3 separate regions of the Homo sapiens genome follow, and all the other regions are linked to region 1. Evidence: chromatin loops called from intact Hi-C (ENCODE). Cell type or tissue: PC-3. All regions are shown on one strand.

What was found. Peaks named below come from ENCODE experiments on the same cell type or tissue, not always from the same donor. Only the 100,000 strongest peaks of a DNase experiment are listed, where the experiment ranks them.
Region 2: a loop joins it to region 1, with 3 times the contacts of the local background. A loop is called at or near these places in 1 of 110 quality-filtered maps.
Region 3: a loop joins it to region 1, with 6 times the contacts of the local background. A loop is called at or near these places in 1 of 110 quality-filtered maps.

What each region holds. Positions count from the first base shown.
Region 1 is chr13:95,099,695-95,102,194 of GRCh38, reverse strand. All of the region lies in intron 20 of ABCC4 (ATP binding cassette subfamily C member 4 (PEL blood group)), which reads left to right. Among named protein-coding and RNA genes, the nearest start is that of SNORD13G, 110 kb to the left of the region's middle. In PC-3, no CTCF peak of the experiment used is centred here; DNase peaks (open chromatin) are centred at 1,454 and 2,394; H3K4me3 peaks cover 1,127 bases; H3K27ac peaks cover 2,500 bases.
Region 2 is chr13:95,000,958-95,003,457 of GRCh38, reverse strand. No RefSeq gene overlaps it. Among named protein-coding and RNA genes, the nearest start is that of LINC00557, 42 kb to the right of the region's middle. In PC-3, a CTCF peak has its summit at 1,134 (motif pointing left); no DNase peak of the experiment used is centred here.
Region 3 is chr13:95,019,468-95,021,967 of GRCh38, reverse strand. ABCC4 (ATP binding cassette subfamily C member 4 (PEL blood group)) reads left to right here. Exons shown (of 31, transcript NM_005845.5): 31 at 286-2,133. The coding sequence ends at 393. Among named protein-coding and RNA genes, the nearest start is that of LINC00557, 61 kb to the right of the region's middle. In PC-3, no CTCF peak of the experiment used is centred here; a DNase peak (open chromatin) is centred at 1,457; H3K4me3 peaks cover 829 bases; H3K27ac peaks cover 2,500 bases.

The DNA of each region.
Region 1 (2,500 bases):
CCAGCCTGAGCAACAGAGCCAGACCCAGACTCAAAAGAACCAAAAAATAATAATAAAAAATTTCAAGTGTAGTGTAGGATGGAATGGGAGAGGCTTGGAATCATCCTTCTTAAGTTTGACTCCTAGCTCTACCGCTTACCTTCTCTTTCCTCACAAAGCCACATGCTACGTCTCTGTAAAATGGAGAAAATTCTACCTATTCCATGAGGGTTATTGTGAGGATAAAATGAAGTCATTTCAATAACATTCTTAGCATAACATCTAAGCTCACTAAATAAAAGGTACTTTTTAAATACTACGTATATTTTTAAGTGGGAGAAATAGCCTGACAATGACATTATGCTGCATTAAGGTAATTGTCAGACAGTTACCAGACCCATAAGTATTAGGACATGAGTTTGTATTCCAGATATTAGGTTTATTATCCCTGAAGGCTTTAATGGCTATTTTCTCTTCTGGAACCACAGTATCAAAATCAGTTGTTTTCAGAATAAACCAGTGAGCACTAAATATCTCATAATAACGTAATTTTCATAATATTGCTGAAACTTCCTTGGCCCTTGATAACATTGAGTGTAGAGTCTGAGTTATCTAGACTTCTGCTAGCTAAAATCTTTGCCTCTAAGAAGTCTTCCTACTAGAAAAAAACAAATGAAAAATGAAGATAAGATGCAGAGGTTGGATTTAGGCATTTTAATTTTTTCTGTTTAAATTTGGGAGTGCTCCGAGTGTGCTAACTTGCACACAGCTGCACTCAGCAAAATACTGTAATATATTGAGGCACACGGAATTGCAAAACCTTTCTTCCCTACACACCCCTCATCTAAAAAAAAAAAAAAATCAGCAGCTTGACTGAGCTTAAATAACTGACTTTTCATATCCTTTCATGGAACACAAAGGACTAGTCCTGAGGCTACTTGAGCCACCAATGCAGGCAGCAGTGGAGACCACCACTGAATGTGCCAGTCCCTCCTCCCACAAACAAAACACATTGACTGCAGCTTTATGAAGTGAAATGCCCAAGAAAAAGAAAATGTGAAGGAGGTGTCCTCAGTCATTTCTTCCCTAGGGGGGTGGGAGGGCAGGATGAGGGGCAGGAGAAAAAGCTGCTGCATCTGGATGTGGAGAACAAAGCCATCCTAAGACTTGAGTATAATAGGTTGGGTCACTCGCTTTTATAGAAGCAAAAGAGTGGAACTGCCTTGACTTGTCTCAGTACCACTGACCCTTACATTTCATTGTGTAGAGATGTCAGGGAAAGTGTGTAGAAAGCACACTGAACAATGACTTTGTCATTTTGAGATTTCTGAGGTTTGTTCACCCCTTCCCCCAACTCCTACCCTCAAATCCCCATTGGACAAAAGAGATCGTTAGTTAGGTCGCCTTGCCGTCATTTGAAAGATCTCTGTTTTACTGAGTCTTTCAAAAGTAAACTCATCCATTTTAACTGAATCACGGCGTTCTCATGCTTTCAAAGTCAACAAAAGAGTTTTAGTCACTGCATTTACAAGGATGGACTAGTCTGTGAAAATGCCAGCCCTAGAGATAATGATTCATGCCAACTGCCACATTAAAGTGGATTTCCTTGTTAATAGACAGGGCAGTTGATGACATGAGTTACTGGAAATATTTGCCAACTCTTGACCCCTGGATTTCTGAGATCAGGATGATAGGATTCACACAGGCCCACTCTAACAATTCCTTTACCTTTTCTTTTTTAATGAAAGATGCAATGGTTGGGTTTTTTCCAGTGTGATAGCACATGTAGAAAGCAGTACTGTCACCATTAGTGTGGTGACAGTTAATCACTGGGGACCCTCCCAGGCTTCCCAGGCTGGCAACCAGTGTTCCAATTTTTCCCAGCATGTGTGTTCCAATGATAATGTTTGTAGTTTAACAAGAAGCTAATTAAGACCTAAAGAAAAAAATTAAGAGTCTCATTTTTATCAAGTCTGGTGGTATTCAGCAGAGCATAGAACTTTCCATTCTGGCATATTGGATGATGTCCATTGCAAAACAATAGTGGCCATTCGTGGTGCTTTCTCTTCTTGTCATTTTGCATCCTTAGTAATGATAAAATGGACAGCTATTACCCAGGAGAGGAAAATGGCCAAATGTTTACTTAATTGAGGACCTTTAAATTCTCTCTATGCTATTCTTGATTGATTACATTCATTTTTGTCTGTATACCTACTGAGTTTTCTTGATAAGATGAACAAAAAAAGGTTTGGACTGGAGAACTTGCCTGAGTTTTATTAAAATCTTGCAGTCACTATTTTCTATATGGATGTATCACTTCCATCTGATGTGGGGCATGGGTAAGTGTAATCTGTTCTACTTGTGAGTTTTGTGACTCACTTGTTTTCTTTCAGCCCTTTCCCTGGGTTCATTGACTTAGTGTTCTCTCTCATTTGCGTTGAGTCATGAAGCCGATAGTGCCGCTTGTGCATCGCAGCAAAGGGCCAGCCACCTATGGGACACGTATCAAACATGGATCAGG
Region 2 (2,500 bases), 99 kb after region 1:
AGGTCTTCCACTCCAAGGGGGCGCATGCTCCGCAAGGAAAAGATACCACACATGTCTTTTTTTTCTTGGGCATATGACGAGCAGCCCCAAGGGGATTGTTCTGTGGCATGCGGCCCAGTGCCCCCTGGTTCCGTGGGAAGCGAGTGGTCATTGAAGCTCCCCGCTGGGAAGGTCAGGGGCTGGGTGCAGGTGGACGCGCGAGGCTTCCGGGGGGACTTCGCCGGGCCACAGTCACCGGGCTGAGCCCGGTTCCCCGATCCTCTGCCCCGGGCCGCTTTCCGCGGGAGCGTCGGGCCCCGGGCCGGGCGGGAGGCCGAGTGTACGGCCTCTGCCACAGAGCTGGGCCTGGCGGGGGATCACAGGAGGGCGCCCCCAGATGCTCGGCGCGCACGCGCTCCCTGGCCACGGATCACAGGCGCCCGCCCTCTGCCGCCGGCCCGGGAGCTCGCCTGCCCCCTGGAAAGCGATCACAGGCCGGGGCCCGGGGGCAAGGAGGGGTGCGGGCGCCACCCGTGGGGAGAGGGCTCGCTGGCTGGCTCGTTCCCACTGGGAGGAAGGGGGCGAGGAGAGTGCAGCTGGGGCCAAGGCGCTTCGGAGGGGCCGTGTGGACACAGCTAGCCATGGCCACGTGGTAGCCACCGGGTCTAAAGTCCTGACCAGGGACGTGCCTGGGTGGGATTTTCTAGAATTTTTTTTTCTTTTTCTTTTTTTTTTTTTTTTTTTTTTTTTTTTTTTTTTTTTTTTTTTTGCATCTGCACCCTGTTAGTTCACCGATCGCAAGAAAAGAAAATGAAGCGCGCAGGGAATAGGTGGCAAGGCAGGCCTGGATAGAGTTTAAAGGGATCCAGTCCTCCCACAAAAGTGGGCCTGATGCTGCCTGGTTCCCTCCTGGCCGCCACTCCCCACTCGTGCGGTTCGTGGGCTCCTGAGCGCCTTCCCTCGTGTTAGCCGCAGGCACCCAGGGCAGCCCTGTGTGTGTACATGTGTGTGTGTGCACACATAAAATCACAGGTAACCTTCTGGGACTCTGGGCGCTGCAAGGAAGGTGGACTGATCACTCATTTACCTACTATGATGGTCCATCCCTTATCTCTACAGGAGGCCAAGGGAGATTGGCAGTTGGTTCCCATCTAGTGGACAAAAGCCGCAAAGAACTGTGGAGACGGAAGCATCCCCTCGATAAATATGCTCACCAGGCATCACCTGTAGACTAAACCAAATGGAATGTCTAGAAAACATGTAGTGTTGTTTTTCAAATTCACATAGGAAATGGGATTCATAGACTACAATTTCACTTTAAAATATTAACGAATTCAGGGCGGCTCTCCTCCAGGGGCATTTGCCCTATTAATAAAGCCCAGTGGTACAGGCATCCTGGTACTAGTGGAGGGAACTGTGTCTGCCTTTCCAACATCCATCCACCCCTTGCTCTCCCAACCAGTGGCTGCAACTTGTCTTGAATGGGCTGAGGCCAGTGGTTCACAAACCTGGCTGCACATTAGAATCAGCTGGGAACTTCAAGAAATTCTCTCACGTGCAGCCACTCCTGTATCTATTGACTTGGGATCTCTGGAATAAGGGGTGATTCTGATCAGAGTTGAGAACTACTGACCCAAACCATCAGAGGAATCTCATCCCCTTGCTCAGAGAGGAGCAGTAGGGGCCCAAGCCAGACAGCACATGGGAAGGAAGGGAATGGCAGGGAGGGCATATTGGAAAGGAGGAAGAACACGGCAAAAACCTAGAAACAGGCAATGCACTGTTAAGGAACAGAGGGTCCATGATGGAAGGCGGCAGATGAGGCTAGAAGACAGAATTAAGAATTTTTGTTAAGAATTCTAACTGGCACAACACACAACTTTATCTTTAACAGTGGGGGAAATCAAGCAAAAGGTTTAACTTTTAAACCTAAAATTGACATGATCAGACTTGGTTTTTAGAAAGGTAATGTTGGCATGTATGGAGAATGGATCTAAATGGGGAGAGATGGGGGCCAGACACTAGTTAAGAGATGGAGGCAATGGGCATGGGGACAAAATTCTGTAGGACTAGGGAGTTACAGACTTTCCAAAACCAGGACTGCCATGTCAGTTGGACAAATATGGTCTTGGTGTAGAATTATTATTTTAGCCTTTCATAGTGGCTGATGACAAATTCTAAGGAGGAGAGACAAAAAAAGGGGAGAAAATGGCCGGGCACCAGTGGCTGCTATCTGTAATCCCAGCACTTTGGGAGGCCGAGGCGGGTGGATCACCTGAGGTTGGGAGTTCGAGACCAGCCTGACCAACACGGAGAAACCCCATCTCTACTAAAAATACAAAATTAGCTGGGCGTGGTGGCGCATGCCTGCAATCCCAGCTACTCGGGATTATTAAGGCATGTGTTATATAAAATGAAATTCACCAACTTTCAATGTTCAGGCTAGAGTGCAATGGCACGATCTCGGCTCACTGCAACCTCTGCATCCCGGGTTCAAGTGATTCTTCTGCCTCAGCCTCTT
Region 3 (2,500 bases), 80 kb after region 1:
TGATTCCGCTTATCAATTTAATACAGAGATAAAACATATCTATGAATCAGAGTGATCGGAACTAAAATGGATCTACAGGTTGTTTGGCATTCAGCCCAGCCCTGCTGAGGGTTTTAGTGGGGCTAATTTCTCTGTACAGTAGATTCATCCCTGTTCTTAAATTGTGCCTCAGTGAGGGATATGATTTGCTTCACATGAAGAAGTAGACACAGAAGTGCATTGTTTCAGGGAGGAGACTTTAAAATTTTGAAACATTCTTTTTATGCTTACCTTTTTTTTTTCTAGGTATACTTCAAAAGAAATTATCCACATATTGGTCACACTGACCACATGGTTACAAACACTTCCAATGGACAGCCCTCGACCTTAACTATTTTCGAGACAGCACTGTGAATCCAACCAAAATGTCAAGTCCGTTCCGAAGGCATTTTCCACTAGTTTTTGGACTATGTAAACCACATTGTACTTTTTTTTACTTTGGCAACAAATATTTATACATACAAGATGCTAGTTCATTTGAATATTTCTCCCAACTTATCCAAGGATCTCCAGCTCTAACAAAATGGTTTATTTTTATTTAAATGTCAATAGTTGTTTTTTAAAATCCAAATCAGAGGTGCAGGCCACCAGTTAAATGCCGTCTATCAGGTTTTGTGCCTTAAGAGACTACAGAGTCAAAGCTCATTTTTAAAGGAGTAGGACAAAGTTGTCACAGGTTTTTGTTGTTGTTTTTATTGCCCCCAAAATTACATGTTAATTTCCATTTATATCAGGGATTCTATTTACTTGAAGACTGTGAAGTTGCCATTTTGTCTCATTGTTTTCTTTGACATAACTAGGATCCATTATTTCCCCTGAAGGCTTCTTGTTAGAAAATAGTACAGTTACAACCAATAGGAACAACAAAAAGAAAAAGTTTGTGACATTGTAGTAGGGAGTGTGTACCCCTTACTCCCCATCAAAAAAAAAAATGGATACATGGTTAAAGGATAGAAGGGCAATATTTTATCATATGTTCTAAAAGAGAAGGAAGAGAAAATACTACTTTCTCAAAATGGAAGCCCTTAAAGGTGCTTTGATACTGAAGGACACAAATGTGACCGTCCATCCTCCTTTAGAGTTGCATGACTTGGACACGGTAACTGTTGCAGTTTTAGACTCAGCATTGTGACACTTCCCAAGAAGGCCAAACCTCTAACCGACATTCCTGAAATACGTGGCATTATTCTTTTTTGGATTTCTCATTTATGGAAGGCTAACCCTCTGTTGACTGTAAGCCTTTTGGTTTGGGCTGTATTGAAATCCTTTCTAAATTGCATGAATAGGCTCTGCTAACGTGATGAGACAAACTGAAAATTATTGCAAGCATTGACTATAATTATGCAGTACGTTCTCAGGATGCATCCAGGGGTTCATTTTCATGAGCCTGTCCAGGTTAGTTTACTCCTGACCACTAATAGCATTGTCATTTGGGCTTTCTGTTGAATGAATCAACAAACCACAATACTTCCTGGGACCTTTTGTACTTTATTTGAACTATGAGTCTTTAATTTTTCCTGATGATGGTGGCTGTAATATGTTGAGTTCAGTTTACTAAAGGTTTTACTATTATGGTTTGAAGTGGAGTCTCATGACCTCTCAGAATAAGGTGTCACCTCCCTGAAATTGCATATATGTATATAGACATGCACACGTGTGCATTTGTTTGTATACATATATTTGTCCTTCGTATAGCAAGTTTTTTGCTCATCAGCAGAGAGCAACAGATGTTTTATTGAGTGAAGCCTTAAAAAGCACACACCACACACAGCTAACTGCCAAAATACATTGACCGTAGTAGCTGTTCAACTCCTAGTACTTAGAAATACACGTATGGTTAATGTTCAGTCCAACAAACCACACACAGTAAATGTTTATTAATAGTCATGGTTCGTATTTTAGGTGACTGAAATTGCATCAGTGATCATAATGAGGTTTGTTAAAACGATAGCTATATTCAAAATGTCTATATGTTTATTTGGACTTTTGAGGTTAAAGACAGTCATATAAACGTCCTGTTTCTGTTTTAATGTTATCATAGAATTTTTTAATGAAACTAAATTCAATTGAAATAAATGATAGTTTTCATCTCCATTCAGAGATCTGTATTTCTGTGCTTCAAGGGATTCCTGACTCATGTTCTTGCTGATGAATGCCAGTGAGTTTTCCTGAGATCGAAAAATACAGTATCAAAGGATACCTTCTATCATCAACCGGTTCTCTTGGCAAATTAGGTGTACCAAGTATTCTAACGGGTAGATTTCAGTGGGTTTCAGACAGTTTGAAGCAGTTGCTATTTAAGCAAGTCCATTTGCACCATTCTAGGAAGAAAGAGTATTAGCTTATGCCTCAGGCTTGAGCAGTATTAAATGGTTGAGGTTTTTGCTTTTGGTTTTGGTTTTTAAGGTGACTTTGTCCAAAACTAACAAGAAACATCTACCGCTGTTACGCTGAAATCACT